Regions from separate parts of the Mus musculus genome. Here region 2 is linked to region 1. A link is a contact called in ENCODE Hi-C or POLR2A ChIA-PET data. All regions are on one chromosome and are shown on one strand. The core of a region is the stretch at or near the end of the contact, and the rest is flanking DNA. Distances in the headings are between cores, read along the strand shown.

The links. Hi-C counts contacts between places; a loop is a spot of excess contacts on that map. ChIA-PET counts read pairs that join two places held with the same protein, here RNA polymerase II (POLR2A).
Region 2: POLR2A ChIA-PET joins it to region 1 with 168 read pairs in Patski. The contact joins the promoter of Sumf2 here to the promoter of Psph in region 1. A Hi-C loop is called at or near these places in 5 of 37 maps with a recorded cell type or tissue (T-helper 1 cell, T-helper 17 cell, T-helper 2 cell and 1 more). POLR2A ChIA-PET finds 5 or more read pairs at or near these places in 5 of 5 experiments (Patski and embryonic stem cell).

Annotation. Positions count from the first base shown.
Region 1 is chr5:129,785,913-129,789,235 of GRCm38, reverse strand. Psph (phosphoserine phosphatase) reads left to right here and starts at 1,983. Exons shown (of 8, transcript NM_133900.4): 1 at 1,983-2,281. It overlaps Cct6a (chaperonin containing Tcp1, subunit 6a (zeta)), which reads right to left and starts at 1,880. Exons shown (of 13, transcript NM_009838.2): 1 at 1,661-1,880; 2 at 939-1,002; 3 at 49-183. The coding sequence starts at 1,797.
Region 2 is chr5:129,845,525-129,848,718 of GRCm38, reverse strand. Sumf2 (sulfatase modifying factor 2) reads right to left here and starts at 1,729. Exons shown (of 9, transcript NM_026445.2): 1 at 1,633-1,729. The coding sequence starts at 1,723. It overlaps Cct6a (chaperonin containing Tcp1, subunit 6a (zeta)), which reads right to left. Exons shown (of 13, transcript NM_009838.2): 12 at 3,064-3,136; 13 at 2,276-2,971. The coding sequence ends at 2,899.

The DNA.
Region 1 (3,323 bases), core at 734-3,233:
GTACCAATAGCCCACCAAACAGAGCACAGAAGCAAGAAGCATACATACTTCAGAAATGTACAGGTCCGCCTGTTTGAGCAGCTCCCCGATGATGAGGACATTGGATGTAGTGCCATCGCCAGTTATGTCATCCTGGGCTGTAGCCACTTTTGCTATCAAAGAGGCTGTTGGGTGTTGAATTTGCTGTAGGTAGAAAAAGAACTATTTAAATGACTTAAACCATTACCTAGGGTACAACATGGACAGGCTTCTTTCAATGCCTTCCACTAAGACTGCACAGTACTGCTGGCTACATTTTGCTTGGATTTCAAGCCATCCCCTTTACTAGGGTTTGAACTATAGGACCTGAAAGTGAGGGAAATGGGTAGTTGGGTCAATTTAATATGATCCCTGGGACAAAAATAATAACTATAAGACAGCCCGGTGTGAGAGGCATAGCTTTAATCCCAGTTTGAGGCCAAGCAGGGCTGCACAGTGAGATTTATCTTAAACAAACAAAAGTAAGATTTTCATTTCTCCTGCAGTTGAGTGGAAAGATGAGCATTTATTTTTTGGTTTTCTTTCCCATTGCCCTGTTTTTGAGACAAGGTCTCACTATGCTTATGTAGCTCTACCTGGTTTTGAACTCAAGAGATCTGGCTGAGTGCCGGGATTATAGCTATGTGGTACAATATTTAGCTAAAGTAGAGATAACAATATTCTTTTATACAATTTTTTATTTTAGCCCAGACTACAAAGTAGACCCCCCCAAAACAAACAAAAAACCCAAGGATCCAAACACATGTGTCACATTTGACAGAGTTCCTCACCCACTAAAGCACTTCCTATATTTCTGCCTGAAAGACATGATGACCTGATGAAGAATTTTATTCACCTCAAATGGAGCAAGAGGTCAAAAAAAAAAATTTTTTTTTAAACCCAGCCCGGCAGCCTCTTACCATTTCATGAAGCAGCACATTGCCATCTTTAGTAAGTTTGATGTCTCCAGCACCAGATACAAGCCTGCCAAATGGGAAGGAATTGATGAGCAAGGATGTGACTTTTTCTAATTAAAACAAAACAAGTAAGAATTCCACAAAGCAGCCAAGGGGAGGTAATGTATATCCCCCATCCCCTCTTGAAGGCAAGTGAATCACAGGGAGTTCCAGACAAGCCGTAACTTATCAGTCAGACCCGATCTCAACTAAATACATAAAGAAAATTCCCACAAAAAAGAATGAGGTGTAAAGGGAACCAAAGGAGGCTATGAAATATACGACTCCAAAGCAACCGCAATTTGAGGAACGGATACGAGAGGCGAGAAAAGAGAGTGAATTAAGACTAATTAAAAAAAAATCCAAGCGCTATGTCTCAGTGAACTTTATTCATTTGCTAGCTAACGAGGTAACAAAAACAGATCCCCTGAAATTTGGACTTTACTCCTACATCCCAGTAAACTCGGGGCCCGGGGCTGGGTTCGGGAAGGTTGCACACGCCACTCTCTTCCTCTATAAGAAATAGGTGCAAATGCCAACCCCGAAAGGCGCGGATTCGGGGGGTTTGGATGGGATGCAGCCCAGACATGGGAGAAAGAAAACGCTAGCGCGAAGGCCTGGAGGCAGCGACTCGAGTTTGCGGCCATCGAGCCGCCAGGCCCGCCCTCCCGCCAGCCCGGGCTTACATCTTCATGGTGCCCTTAGGCCCCAAGTTGGTCCTCAGAACATCCTGCAGGCCCCGAGCCGCGCTGATGTTCACCGCCAGCGCTGCCTGGGCCCGGGCCACCTCGGCCTTCGGATTTAGGGTCTTTACCGCCGCCATGGCTGGCCTAGCTCCGGGAGAGGCCGAGAACAACGTGCTCTCTGCGGGGTCTTCTCGAAAAGTCTTACGCACCCGGCCCGCCCCCGGCGTGCCCACAGAGCACCTCCATTGGGTGGCGACCCTCCTGCCGCCCGCTGATTGGCTTAATCCAACGCTGGTCTCTCTAAGACCCGCCCACCACGCCCAGTTGCGACGTCATTGCGCATCTGAGAAACTGGTTCTCCCGTCATCGGCACTCTGGATCTTAAGGTTCCGTTGTGCTCGCCCCCCAGCGTCACGGTTCGGCGCTTTTAAGAGTTTGCAGCGTGGAGGCTGCGCGGCTCCGCGGTGCAGGAAAAGCCCTGCAGGTCGTGTGTGAGGGATGCTTCGGCCTCTGCACTCGACTGGGTGTGACAGGAAGCAGAGGCGTCGGCCTCTAGTTGCAGGGTGTCTCTAGCTACTGGACTCCGGGATGCTTCCCTCACACTCTCGCGAGATTTCCCAGGTTCATTTTTTTTTTTTCCTTGCCTGTTTTATCCGTAAATTGGGGAGCACAGAAAATGGAGCCTTCCCCTGTACCCTGGTCGTTTTAAGACCCCGGAGGTTGACGGGAGGACTACGCTAGGTAGAAAGTACTAGATGGCTTTAGGAGTGGTGCGATGGGCGTTGAGGAGACTCAGGATCAGTCTGTTCTTAGGGCCCAGGTCATTGAGGCAGCTTGAAAACTAAAATGGATTTTGTTTTAATTTTTTTAAAATAATGAAACAAATAGTAATCCTTGTTTCATTCTATGTCCCAGCTAGACCACGAACTGTCTAACACGGACTGGTATTCTAACTCGTAGCAGTCCTGCTTCAACTTCCAAAGTGGTATGAGCTACTAAGCCTGCTAAAAACTAACAACTAATGGCTGGACAGTGGTGCCCAGTCTTTGAAAGCATTCTTTTAAACATTTTTTTAAAAAGAAAATAATATTAAGCGTATAAGTGTTTTTCCTGTCTGTATGTTGAGCACTTAACATATAGATACGTACTGAATTTTTAAACATGTATATGAATATGAATCACTTCTCCACACAGATGACAACTCGTAATGCCATTGGACGTATTCCACTGAGCTATATATACTGAAGGCTTTGCCATTTTGATAGGAAAGAAAAATTCTTATTCTTCTACTATACAGAGCCAGGCATAGTCACAACACGGGAGGCAAGCAGATCTCTGTGAGTTCAAGGCCAGCCTGGTCTGCATAGCAAGTTCCAGGCCAGCCGTGGCTACATAGGAAGACCCTGTCTAAAGAAAACAGAACTATAGGGTATGTAGCTCAGAGGATGAGTGCCGGTTTAACCGGTACAAAGGTCCTGAATACAGGAAATTTAAAAAGGAAAGAGAAACAACCAGTCACATGGCTGACATTTAGTTATTCCCAAACCTCTGCTCTTCTGGCTGCAGTAAGTATGCTAGTGTAATGTTTTCAAGTGGAGTTGTAGGTTTGAAAACCACAAAAGCTGTGCAGATGATAACGAGGCATGAAGAAGACTCGTGTTTA
Region 2 (3,194 bases), core at 480-2,979, 60 kb before region 1:
AAATTAGTTGCTTTTTTCCCTTATTTTAGTTTTTGATGACAAGGTCACCCTACTCCCACCCCACTCCAACCCTGGGCTGGCCTGAAAAGAAATCACTATATAGATGGACTAGCCTTGCTTGGCAGTCACAGAGATCTACCTACCTTTGCCTCTCAAGAGATTAAAGGTGTATAAGCAACCAGACCCTGCTTTTCAGGGTCTTATATTTAACCCTCTTCTCATTCTGATACAATTCTACCCATCTCAAGAATAATCCCGAGAGGGCAAAAAAAACCGAGTGAGTAGGGAGATCTCAAATTAAAGGGGAATGAAATATCAAGCTGCAATATAAACTGTAGTTTGATTGTAATTTAACAAACTAACATTTTAAAAAATATTTTTAGGGTTGAGCAGTGGTGGCCCTTTAATCCCAGCACTTGGAAGGTAGAGGCAGGCATTTCTCTGAGTTTGAGCCCTGTCTGGTCTACAGAATGAGTCCAGGACAGCCAAGGATACACAGAGAAACTCTGTCTCTAAAAGCCAAAATTAAATTTTTTTTAAGGACCAGGTTAAATCTTCTGTCCTTTGCCAGTATCTGTACACTCACGGCACACAAACACATACATAAAAAGTGGACACCTCTAAGCCCCAGCATACAGAGGCAGAAACTGATGGATCTTTGTGATTTGAGGCCAGCCTGGTCTACATAGTGAGATTCTGTCACATAACAAACTACAATCTAAGACCATATTTTATGCCTTATAATCCCAATTCTAAAGAAGCTGTCGCTGGAGATCACAAGCTCAAGACAAGCTAGGGCTACACAGTCAAGACCTTTATACCAAAATAAATAAATAAATAATTAAATAAATAAATAACCCACCCTCACCCCCCCCCAAAAAAAAAAACCAAACCCCTAAACAAGGGGCCTCTGCGCCGTAGCTTAGCTGAGAGAGTGCTTGAATCTCTATGAATTTGAGGTTAGCCTGGTCTATGTTCCAGGCCAGACAAGGCGACATAGTTGAGCCTCTGCCTCAAGTATAAAATAAAATAGGATATTAGTATATAAGAGCTCCTGTTGCTCTCGAAGACGCTCCGTTTTCAGTCTCCAGCACCCAAGCAGTGGTTTATAACCATGTTTCTTCTGTTGTAGGGATCCAACCTGACCTCCGCCGGCACCAGACACCCTCGTGGTGCACCTATATACGAGGTTGCAAAACACTCATACACATAAAATATCCTAAGAAAAACTGAATCCAAAAGTAACTAGAGATAAAAGGTGCATTTAAACAACATTTTGAGTATCCGATTACTATGTATGTGACTTAAGCGTATCTTTAACTTTCAAAGCTTTCTACAAATAAAAGCTACGAGTCACACGAGTGCACCAGCTCAAGACATGGAAATGGAGAAAAGGAAAATCAGAATGCCTTACTCCCAACGCCCCAGACAGGGCTGAATACCAGAAGAGACCCTGCTTCAAAAAAAGAAAAAAAAAAAGAAAAAGTGCAGTTTCATGATGGCCAGCCCCAGCAAGTAGCCCGAGACCCTGCAAACCCCCTCCGAGGTTAGGGTAGCATCTAGAGCGCAGGATACAGTCACTTTCAGGTGTTCAAGGATAAGGGTGATATAGGCACAGAGCCACACACTGACCTAGCTGAAGCCTGGGGCAGGACAGGAGCCACAGCAGCAACACCGGAGGGAGCAAGGAACCCATGCTGGGGAACCAGAACTCAGAGCGCATGCGTCTGCTCGGGCGCTTCTTCGCGCCTGCGCACTCGCACTGACTCAGTGACCAATGGCAGGGCGCTCCTTGGGAGCTTGCCTGTCAGGCCCGCCCATGAATGAACACAGGCCCACACCCATCCTACTCTGATTTTATCTGACTGCTTTTGTGTGATGTTAACACCCTTGCAGGTCCAATGTGCTGCAGTCTCAGCTGGCTAGAAGTTGCCCACGGTGCTGGGCACTAACTGCCTGTCTGTGAGAACCAGTAGTACGTAGCTGAGCCAACTCTCCACCCAGATATTTTCCTCTATTCAGTTGAGCTGTTCACTCACTCACTGTGGAATACGGAGCCAGCCCCTCTCCCCAAGTATCACACATAAAATCAAGTACATGAAAACCAAAGAGATAAGCTGTTACAGGTATGATGCAAAACCAAGATAGAAAATAGCCTAAAAAATCTTGTTTCACCCAAACCCTTATTCTTCAACAACCGTCCTTTTGGCTGTTAAATGTGTAACTCTCTCAGCCTCTTGTGTTCCCATGTCTGGAAGTTGGGTGGCAGAGTTCTGACCTTCCAGCCTCCACGGAGTAACTTGGCTTTATTAGCTTTTCTGAAGCATTTTCAGTCATTTCAAGTGTGAATGATCCAGTAGCTTCACTCTTTAAGTATTTATTAGACATTATGAAACCCATAAATTACCCAGATGTGTTTTACACTGGCAAGGATCTTACATGTTTAACAGGGAGTTGGCTGGATAATTTCAAATACATCCACAACAAATTATTCTTTCGACCTGGGGTCTCCTGTAGCCTGAGTTGGCATAGAAATTCCGGACTATTTCCAAAGGGCTAGGCTTACAGGCATGTGTCACCATGCCTTATTTAGGAGAAAACCATTACAAACTTTCAAAGAACACTTACGGAACAAGGGTAGACAACATGCTTATCTTATGTAATTTTTGTATCGGTGTAGCTAAAACATCTTGTTCAGTGGGTTGAAAAAGAGCTGCTTTGAGTGTCTTCAGATACTCAAGGCAAAAATAAAATAAAATTTTACAGTATAATTTGAATAGGTGTCAAATGTCCCGTTTCTTTTCTCCAATCAGGAAGAGAAAATTTTTTTCCAAATCACTTGAAGCTTGGACAAAAATAACCATTCCCCCCAACATCCTGTAGTATCACAGGCAGGCCTCAACCCTTCAGAGAGGACATCCCAGCTCGCATGATCTCGTCGACCAGGAGAATGTTGGTGGCGATCACAGTACTGAAAAGGAGGAAGAGAGGACAGATGAGCTATCAACCCAAACTGCTGTGTCTGCCGCCCGCCCGCGAGCCGCCATGATCGTGTACACTCACCAGGAGTGTAGCAGCTGCTTCTTCACACAGTAGTTATCCCACACACCCATCTCTGCAGCCACCATCGGCTCACCTGCAAATAACCAAGAGCACCAAAGGCTTTTTTCATATATTTTATGAACCCTACCAAT